2 separate regions of the Homo sapiens genome follow, and region 2 is linked to region 1. A link is a contact called in ENCODE Hi-C or POLR2A ChIA-PET data. All regions are on one chromosome and are shown on one strand. Each heading gives the region's core, a stretch centred on a gene start or an enhancer-like site at or near the end of the contact. The rest is flanking DNA. Distances are from core to core; before and after follow the strand shown.

What was found. A loop is a pair of places that touch in the nucleus more often than their neighbours do. ChIA-PET counts read pairs that join two places held with the same protein, here RNA polymerase II (POLR2A). Pooled maps may share reads with other maps.
Region 2: a loop to region 1 is called in a pooled map, with 4 times the contacts of the local background. The contact joins the promoter of ETV4 here to the promoter of MEOX1 in region 1. A Hi-C loop is called at or near these places in 4 of 37 single-sample maps with no recorded cell type and 7 of 50 pooled maps. POLR2A ChIA-PET finds 5 or more read pairs at or near these places in 12 of 52 experiments (A549, BJ, H1 and 8 more).

The regions. Positions count from the first base shown.
Region 1 is chr17:43,659,869-43,664,422 of GRCh38, forward strand. MEOX1 (mesenchyme homeobox 1) reads right to left here and starts at 2,054. Exons shown (of 3, transcript NM_004527.4): 1 at 1,198-2,054. The coding sequence starts at 1,666. RefSeq lists an enhancer at 807-1,348.
Region 2 is chr17:43,544,136-43,548,689 of GRCh38, forward strand. It overlaps ETV4 (ETS variant transcription factor 4), which reads right to left and starts at 2,205. Exons shown (of 13, transcript NM_001079675.5): 1 at 2,050-2,205; 2 at 1,423-1,533; 3 at 1,139-1,232; 4 at 840-887. The coding sequence starts at 1,482. It also overlaps a transcript of DHX8 not described here. RefSeq lists enhancers at 794-1,571, 1,572-2,349, 2,471-2,630 and silencers at 1,401-1,460, 1,501-1,550, 2,001-2,120, 2,171-2,310, 2,331-2,380.

The sequences.
Region 1 (4,554 bases), core at 804-3,303:
GTTTGAGCTTTCTTGGGTGAGACCCCTTTATTCATCTCAGAGCATTCCTGGGCTTGGCTAAGAGCAGAAACTCGGGAAAGCTGTGCTTATAAAGCAAAGCACAAAGCATTCCCACCTGTTGGTTGGTGTCCTTCTTTTCTGTCCTGCCCTGGTTAGCCCCATGGGAAGGTCCTCTACAGGCTCCGACAGACAGGCGTGCCCCTGAGGGCGGCTGTCAGGAGGAAAACAGGGCAGCACGGGCAGGAGGCTTGGTCACTGCTTTGTTCTGAACGAGGCCGGGACAAGGAACCAGACAAAAGGTGGACAGGTATAGTGAGCAACCAGGGAGGGCCTGGTGGGGAGGTGAGGAAGCAGCAGGTCCCCACCCTGGGGAAGAGAAGGGCTTTAGCTGGAATCTTAACAAATAGGCCAATCTCATCCTCCAGCCTCTGGGACTCCAGCACGGACTCCCTTGGCTGCCTGCCTCCCTGACTCTCTCAGAGGCTGCCCATCCCTTGCAGCTCCTTGCGGGGCTGCCTTCCTGGGGGGTCAGCCAGATCTCAGCATGCTGAGTTGTCTGTCCCCTTGGCCTGGACATGGCCCAGCTCCGCAGGGTGATATCTGGTGGGCAGTCTGCCCCAAACCTCAGCCCTCCATCTCCCCCTCACCCCTTGATTCTCCCATCCCAGCCGCAGGCCTGCTTCTCTGCCTCTAGGCTCCTGGACACATAGGGTCTTGGCTTTGGGTGGCCACCCAGGGTCCCAGCTTCAGTCTTAGCTCTCAGAGCCTTAACCTCAGCTGAACTTCCCTGGTAAGCGAGCCCTGTGGCTCTAGGACCACTTGGGGCTGGCCAAAGCATGGTGGGGAGGAGGATGACTCAATGGCAGCCTGATTCAGGAAAGCCCCTCACCAGCCCTCGCCAGTCTGCACCCAGAGGATCCATTTCACGTGTCCTCCAAATCCTGGCTGATCCTGTTTCATTCTCTTGCTGGACACCCTTTCTGGGGCCCAGGAGTGCTGGGACACAGACATGGTCCCCATCACCAGAGAATCCTAGAACTCTCAGTGGAAGAAACCCCAAAGGTAACTGGTCCAGTCTCCTGCATTTGGATGGACTAGACAGAAATTCATGCTCAGAGCACCTAGGCACAGAGAGGGTGAGTAACTTCCCCAGGGTCACACAGTAAAGGAATGATCAGCTGCTCCTGAGCCACCTACCTGAACTCTCCTTTCTCCGCCTGGATGATTTCTTCTCTGTCTCATTGGCAGTGCTCCCAAGCACCCCGTAGTCATCGCCTGGGCCTCCTGTGGTGTCCACCAGGCCCAGGCTGCTGGTCCCCATTTCCTTGGAACCCCCTGCCGGGCCTGAGTTGGGCCTGCGCCGGGCGTCTGAGACAGGGAAGTGCCAGTTGGGGGACTGTGGGAAAGCGGGGTGCTGCTCAGTGAAGATGTGCTCCTCCTGGGGCAGGCTGTGTGGGGTGGCTGCCAGGCAGGAGGCTGAGAAGTCAGGGTACGCTGCCGTCGCTGTCGCCAGGAAGTCTGGTTTCTGGTGGAAGGAGAACGGGGTGGGCGGGTAGTGGGGTAGCCCTGAGGCCCCATTGCCTTCCGAGTGGGGGTTTCGAAGGCAGCCCCAGACAGGGGCTGGGGGCTGGAGGCTCCTCATGCAGCTGCTGGCCGCGGGATCCATCTGCTGTCCGCTGCACGCCTCGGTCCTTTCAAAGATTTGATTCTTTATACTTTTTATGTTCAAATTTTTAAAAATGCAAAAGAAAAAAAACTAAATAGGAGGGAAAAATGTTCAACAGAAAATTTACCCCAGGAACCAAAAAAAAAAAAAAACCCAAAACTAAAGTCTCTCCTTAAAGTACACACACATGTGGCCAGCTACTCCTATGTGTGTGCACACACCTATGTCGGGCTTGCTCCTGCCCCTCCAATGCACCAGCCTACCTACTGGGATCCCCTGTATGTGTATTTGTCGCCAATGACACTAAACATTTTCACTGTCCCAACCCAGACGCACCAGCTGACGAGGAGTTCGTCCTGGAGCCCAGAGCAAATGCCTGCAGAGGGCTGGACCAGGGCTGCTGGGACACACTTTTAAATCCTGCGGTGGGGAGAGAGTGACAAATTTCTGAAGTGAAATGTGAGAGAGGAGAGGGAGGGGTTAACCCACACACACAAGATCCCCTCCAACCAAAACCCTAGCAGGCAACTATTAATCATCAGAAACCTTATATGCACATCTAATGGGATTTGCAGATGGAGACTTTTAAAGAAACATTGTCTGTATTTTTTTTTTAAGGAAAGAGAGCAGCACACACACACATACACACACACCGTCTTTAATGTGCCTCCTGTAACACTATGAAGTTATTTTTATTGCACTGTTAACAAAATTCCCCAAGTCTTGGATTTAGAAAAAGCCTTAAGTCAGATCCAGAATCCATCAAATGCCAAATTCCAGGGAGTGAAGTGAGGAATAAGAGCAAGAGACAAGCTTGGTGATTGCATTTGATTTAAAGGCCCTTCTACTGCTGCCTGCGAAAAAGGAAGGTGGATTAAAAGAAATCTTTTTTGCAAGTCTCAGCGGCCCACTGTGGTCTGCAGTACAAAGAAAGGCACACTCTAGAAAAAAAGAATTTCTCTCTGCCCAGAGTGACATTCTCACTTTCTCAGTAACTTAAAAAAACAATCAGATTCTTCCTTCCGCTCTTTAACCTCCAACATACATGCCAATTAGCCACACTCTTCTCTAGAGAGGTTTCAAGTCATTTTTCTTCACAGCAATGGCAAGGCTCTTAAATAAGGTCCTTGAAGTTTCTTCGGGTCTCCTCCCACCTGCTCCCTGCCCCCTTCACCTCCACCCACCTGCTTCCCTTTCTCATCCCCCAGAGGCGGAGGCTTCCGAGGAATTTGGGGTAGGGAAATAGGAATCAGGGGCTCCTCATTCCCCAAAGGAGCCTCTTTGGCAAGCAGGCACGTGGGTCTCCGGGCTGGTGCACATCACAGGGCAGCCAGCCCAAGTGCCATCTTGATGCCCAGTCTTCCTCATGGCTGCGCCCTGCTGGTCTCTCAGAGGGTTAATGCAATTTCTTGGAGGACGACATTCCTAACACCCAGGGGCCAGAACTCCTTCCCCACTGGTTATTCCCATGGCCCAGAGCAGCAGGATGGGGGCAGAAACAGGCATGGACCTTAACAGCAGCGTCTCTGCTGGCTGCTTCCAAAGACGGCGAGGGTTCCCTGAGGAGGGGCCCCTAGGTCTTAGCTCTGCAGCCTGGAGGTGGGGCCCTGGGGGGTGGGTGCAGGAGATGCTCCTAGGAGGAGCCGAAGGGCACCCAGGGATGTGGAATGAAGCCACGACTGGCCTTTAATCCAGAAACTCCAGTCAGATACACATCCTGGGAGCAGGAGCAGCTGTAAAAGATGGGGAGGGGTGTACATATGAAAAGATGTGCCCTCTTCTGGAACAAGCGGTCAGAGTGTTGTAGACCAGTAGAGTGGATGGGGTCATAGCTGTCAACCAGACTCATCTTTCTGCTTTGCCCAGGGCTTAGCTGTGGCACACACAATTCTCTGAGCCTCACAACTTTCCTAGGATGGGTAAGTAAGAATTATGTCTCCATTTTGCAGATGACAAAACCGAGGCTCAGATGGATGACTGGGCTGCCCAGACTCACACAGCTAAGAAATGGTGGAATCAGCACTTGGCCTCAGGTGTCCTGCTGTTCAGTTTGGAGCAGGCCAGATGCAGAGGAGGAGGCATGGGGTTTGAGGTTAGACGGGTCTGAGTTCAAGCCCCAGGTCTGCCACTTCCTGGCTGTGTGCCCTGGAACAAGTCACCTTATCTCTCTGAACTTCTTTTTTTTTTTTTTCTTTTTGAGATGGAGTCTCGTTCTGTCGCCCAGGCTGGAGTGCAGTGGCATGATCTCAGCTCACTGCAAGCTCCGCCTCCCGGGCTCACGCCATTCTCTTGCCTCAGCCTCCCGAGTAGCTGGGACTACAAGCACCCGCCACCACGCCCGGCTAATTTTTTGTATTTTTTAGTAGAGACGGGGTTTCACCGTGTTAGCCAGGATGGTCTCAATCTCCTGACCTCGTGATCCGCCCGCCTCGGCCTCCCAAAGTGCTGGGATTACAGGCATGAGCCACCATGCCTGGCCATCTCTCTGAACTTCTGTTTCCTCATCTGAGATGACAGTCAGAGTGGGATCTGTGTAAGGCACTTTGCACCTTACACATTTTTACCCCCACGGATTCCCACAAAAGCCTTCTGAGGCAACAGTCATTCTCATCAGCTCCGTTTCTCTCTCTCTCTTTTTTTTTTATCAGCTCCGTTTTTCAGCAGAAGACTCTGATGCACAGATAGACTGTGTAACCTGCACAAGGCCACACAGCAGGGAAGCGGCGGACCCAGGATTCAAATTGAGGCAGCCCAGCCCACAGACATTTGCAAATCTTCAATGAAATCCTTTATGTAGGCCAGGCACGGTGGCTCAGACCTATAATCCCAGCACTTTGGAAGGCTGAGGCAGGCAGATCATTTGAGGCCAGGAGTTCAAGACCAGCCCG
Region 2 (4,554 bases), core at 955-3,454, 120 kb before region 1:
ACCACCATTTTCCCTCCCACCTGCAGCCCCACCAGCGACACCCTCAGGCCCCACCAAAACGCACTGAAGAATCCAACCAGGAAACCTCCTGAACACACCACTTCCCCATCAGACCCAGCCACGGACCCAGCCACGGACCCCACCCCAGCCAGCTCACAGCTAACTCCCCAGCACACAGGAAGGGGGGAATTTGCCTGGAGGCAGAGGTATTCAAGCGGGATGGAAGAGGGAGGAACACTTGCTATTAGAATTACAATCAAGGCTATTTGGGGAGGGAGCCCTGGGCTCTCTGTGCCAAAGGACTGCCGAAAAGAATTATTTAAACTTTTGTTGTTCTTTTGGCTTGGACAGTAAATTGTTTGGTGCTGGGGGTTGGGAAGAAGAGAAACCCAGGGGATAAGAATCAATGCTTGGGCAACTCTGGAGGATGAGTGACAAATTAATTTCTCCCCCCACCCCCCACCAACAACACCCCAACATGCACCTTGGCCTGGCGGCTTCTGCAAAACAAACTTTACAAATGAAAATTTCAACCAGGAAAATGGGCCTGGGGCCAAGTTCCATTCAAATAAGCAAATACCCCACACAATGGTCTGATTCATCCTCAAGCCTAGTTACACAAGCCTGGCTCAGGGTAGAGAAAATAAATATCAATATAAGTGTCCACGCTGGGTGCTGGGGTGAGTAGAGTGGCAAGGGACCTGGGGAGAGGGCCTTGGAGAACTCCTTGAGGCAGGGAAGGGAGAGGAGAAGTGTAGGGCTTAGGGTGGAATACCAGGGGCTACGGAGTGTCCCCCTGTCCAGCCTCCCAAAATAGAAAAGGTCACAAAACTACTCACCTTCAGCGAGCCACGTCTCCTGGAAGTGACTTAGATCCTGGAAGAGATCTGAGGGGTAAATAGTGGAATTGGAGGTGAGGTGGAGGGGACGGTAAGAGAGAAGGGGCCCTAGCAAGACCCGGTGACTCCCCTGCCTTGGGAGTAGGGACCGAGAAGAATGACCAAAATCCCTTGGAGGGCGAGTTTTTTGGGGAAACAGGCGGGGGTTCCAGAATCGGCCGTGTGTGTGTGTGTGTGTGTGTGTGTGTGTGTGTGTGTGTGGCGGAGGAGGGTCGCGGTTTGTCTCTCTTGCTCTTTACCTTCAGAGTCGAGGGGCGGCAGGGAGCCCGGGTCCATGAGCTTCCCCAGCGGGCCGATCAGCGCTTCGCGCAAGCTCCCATTTCCGGGCGATTTCTGCGAGAAGCGGGGAGAATGCCCGCGAGTCACCCTGAGGCGCTTAGTCTGGGGGACGAGGTTGGGGTCCTCGGGTGACTCAGGGGCGGGGCAGCCCAGGACTCCGCTGGGACTGCGGGGAGGGGGGCTGTGGTGAGAGTAGGGGCTGGGTGCGGGGCGGGGCGGGCGTGGAGGCCGGCGCGGCGCTCACGCTGCTGAAGGTGTAGGGCACTTGCTGGTCCAAGTATCCGGCTTTCATCCTCCGCTCCATCCGGCCGCTCCCTCCGGCCGCACGGCCGGGGCCCCAAGCGGGGGCCGAGACCTGGTGGGGGAGGGGGCTGCGTTCGCACACCGTCCAGGGAGGGCTGCGATGGGGGCGGGGAGGGGGCAGTCCCAAGGCTCTGGGTCCGACGGCGAAACTTCTCCGACTCACTGGGGCGATGGCGAGGTTTCCGCCTGCCAGGCCGAGCGCCACCACCACTCCCCTCCCGCCAAAGGCCAAAGGAGGTCCCACCTGCTCCCAGGAGCCGGGCTCGCCGTTTCTGCTTTCTGCAGCCCTGCTTTACCCGGGCTCGGTTACATAAGAACGTGTGTGTGTGTGTGTGTGTGTGTGTGTGTGTGTGTGTGTGTGTGTACGCGCGCGCGCGCGGAGGAGCAGGCGAAGCGCACACCATCGCATGCCCACAACTCCCGCGCCCCCTCCAACCCTGAATCCCAGCACCTCCCACCCCCGCCCTGGAATCTGCGGAGGCGGGTGGTGAGAGTGAGTGTGGTGTGCATTGGAGGCGAGGCGGGGAATCACAGACACTCTCCCTCCCTTTCCCTCCCGCAGCCTCACCTGAGGCCGGGGCGTCTGGGCTGGAGCCGCGGGGGGTCCCGAGCATGCCCTGGAGCCCGCACCGAGGGCCGCGGGGCTAGGCCGGAGTAAGGCGGCCCCGGCCCCGGGTCCCCAGCGCACCGACTTGTTTTTCGGGCGCAGCAGACAGTTGTGAGCCCGGGGGAGCAGCTGATTGGTGCATTTCCTTCGCTCGGCCTCAGCTCTCCACCCCCCGCCCCGCCACACCGCCCCCCGTTTCCCTTTGTTTCATTGACTTTTGTGAATGGAACCCCAGGGCTGGGCACGCCCGCCAATCCGGAGAGTCGTCCGGCCTGGCCGGGGGGCGGAGTTTCCCAGCCGCGGGGGCCAATCAGAATGTAGGGGTTGGCTCCCGGCTTCATTCAGTGCTCCGGCTCCCATTCATAAAAAAATAAAACTCGCGGCTGGAGTTCATTCATAAAGAACCGAGAGAAAAAGAGAGAAGCCGAGGACCCCGCGGCTTCTTCACCGTCTCGCCACGGTCTTGGGTCTGATGCGCCGCGTGCTCCTCCGGCTGGCGTCTGCACACGTCTCTGCATCTGCGTGTACGTGGGAGTATGAACATGTCTGTGTGCGCCCAGGAGGGAGGCGACCGGGCTTGTGTGCCCAGAGGAACAATAATAACTAGCATTTATGAAGCGCTCCGCTTCCACGTGCTCATTTCGTTCCCATAACCCGGCGAAATGGATCGTTTGTATCTTACAGATATTAAAAATGAAACTCAGAGAGGGATGGTAACTCTCCTGAGGTCACTCAGCTAGTCAGCACCTCTGGGGTTTACAGCCTCAAATCCCTCACACTCTCCTGTACACCCCTCTGAAGCCATGATTAAATGAGTTAAGCTATGTGACAACTGATACACAGTAGGTGATCAATAAATGTAAACTGGCACAGAATCCAGGCTTTTCCTCAAGGGTCTGTTCTCTGCAGAGCTGTTTTGTGACCCACTTTCTACTGATTGCAGCAGAAACCAGAAGCCCCAGGGTAGATGATTTCCGAAAGTGTAGCTCCCTCTCAGCCATCTTCCCTCTTATCTGAGAGCCAGCAAAAGGAGCAAAAGCCCCAAAGGTTCTGATGATCTGGAGGCAGGATGGGTTTCAGTTTTAGCTAAGAAGCTGGTCATAGTCTCTGTCATCTCATCCATTCACCACTTCTTTCAATAAACATTTATCGTGTCAGATACAGTGCTGGGTTCCAGGCAAGCAGCTATGTCCAAGACAGACATCTGAGGGGACCTGGGGTGCTTGGGCTGTGGCCATGGGGGCACAAAGGACATGAATCCTCAAAGGCCTTTTTGCTGAGACAATTCTCTATGTCTCCAGCCTATGCACTCCTTTGAGGACAGCCTGATTTTTTATCCTGCCTGTTTGTGATAAACACAAAAGAATGTTCAAATGCCAGGCCAGCAGGAGTGGCTTCCCAAATTCATCTAACCTAACACCCGCCACTTTACAGATGAGGCAGTGGAGTTTCAGAGAAGGAAATGACACATGTAAGCTCTTTGGGCCTGTCTGGCCAGAACTAAGGCTAAAACATACAATTGCTGTTTAGTGTTCATAAGGGCTCATTCCATGAGATCTGCTTGTGCAAATGGAAGTAAACTTCCCTTTCTATAGGTGCTGTAATATTCTATAAGGCTCATGTCTATTGTCCCTCTCCTCCAGGAAGCCTTCCATGATAGCCTGAATCAGTTCCTTTAGCCATATACAACATTCTTGACTATATCTCTGGTGTGGATGTTTTTCATCCTGCCTCATGGTATAGACATCCTTATCTATGGAGAGCTCTCCAGAGCTCATTTGCCTCTGAAAGTCCTCCTCAGCCTGTTAGCATGCTTATGAGGGTGGCATGAAATGCTTGTGTAGTGAATAGGTACAATAAAGACCAAATTAATTGAGCTTAGCAGGAACCCTGCCCAAGGAAGGAGAAACAAGCCCAAGCAAATCCCAGCTTTGGGCTGGATGGAACCAGTTTAGAGACAAGTGTGAGTTCTGGCCAAGAGAAGTGGAGAGGAGGACAGAGGGCTCTTCCTGGAAGGCAGCTTTGATGTGGTCTCCATGACAACGAAGAAGAGTCCAGTAGGTCTTTAAGTTGGTACTGGGCACTTCAGTAGGATGGGACCTCTCTAGGGATGCCAGTGCCCCTCTGGTTCTGAGTTTTTTTGTTTTTGTTTTTGAGACAGAGTTTCACTCTTGTTGCCCACACTGGAGTGCAAAGGTGCAATCTCGGCTCACTGCAACCTCCGCCTCCCGGGTTCAAGCGATTCTCCTGCCTCAGCCTCCCGAGCAGCTGGGATTACAGGTGCCCGCCACCATACCTGGCTAATTTTTTGTATTTTTAATACAGACGGAGTTTCACCATGTTGGTCAGGCTGGTCTCAAACTCCTGACCTCAGGTGATCCACTTGGCTTCCTAAAGTGCTGGGATTACAGGCATGAGCCACCAAGCCCAGCCTTTTTTTTTTTTTTTTTTTTTTTGAGAGACAGG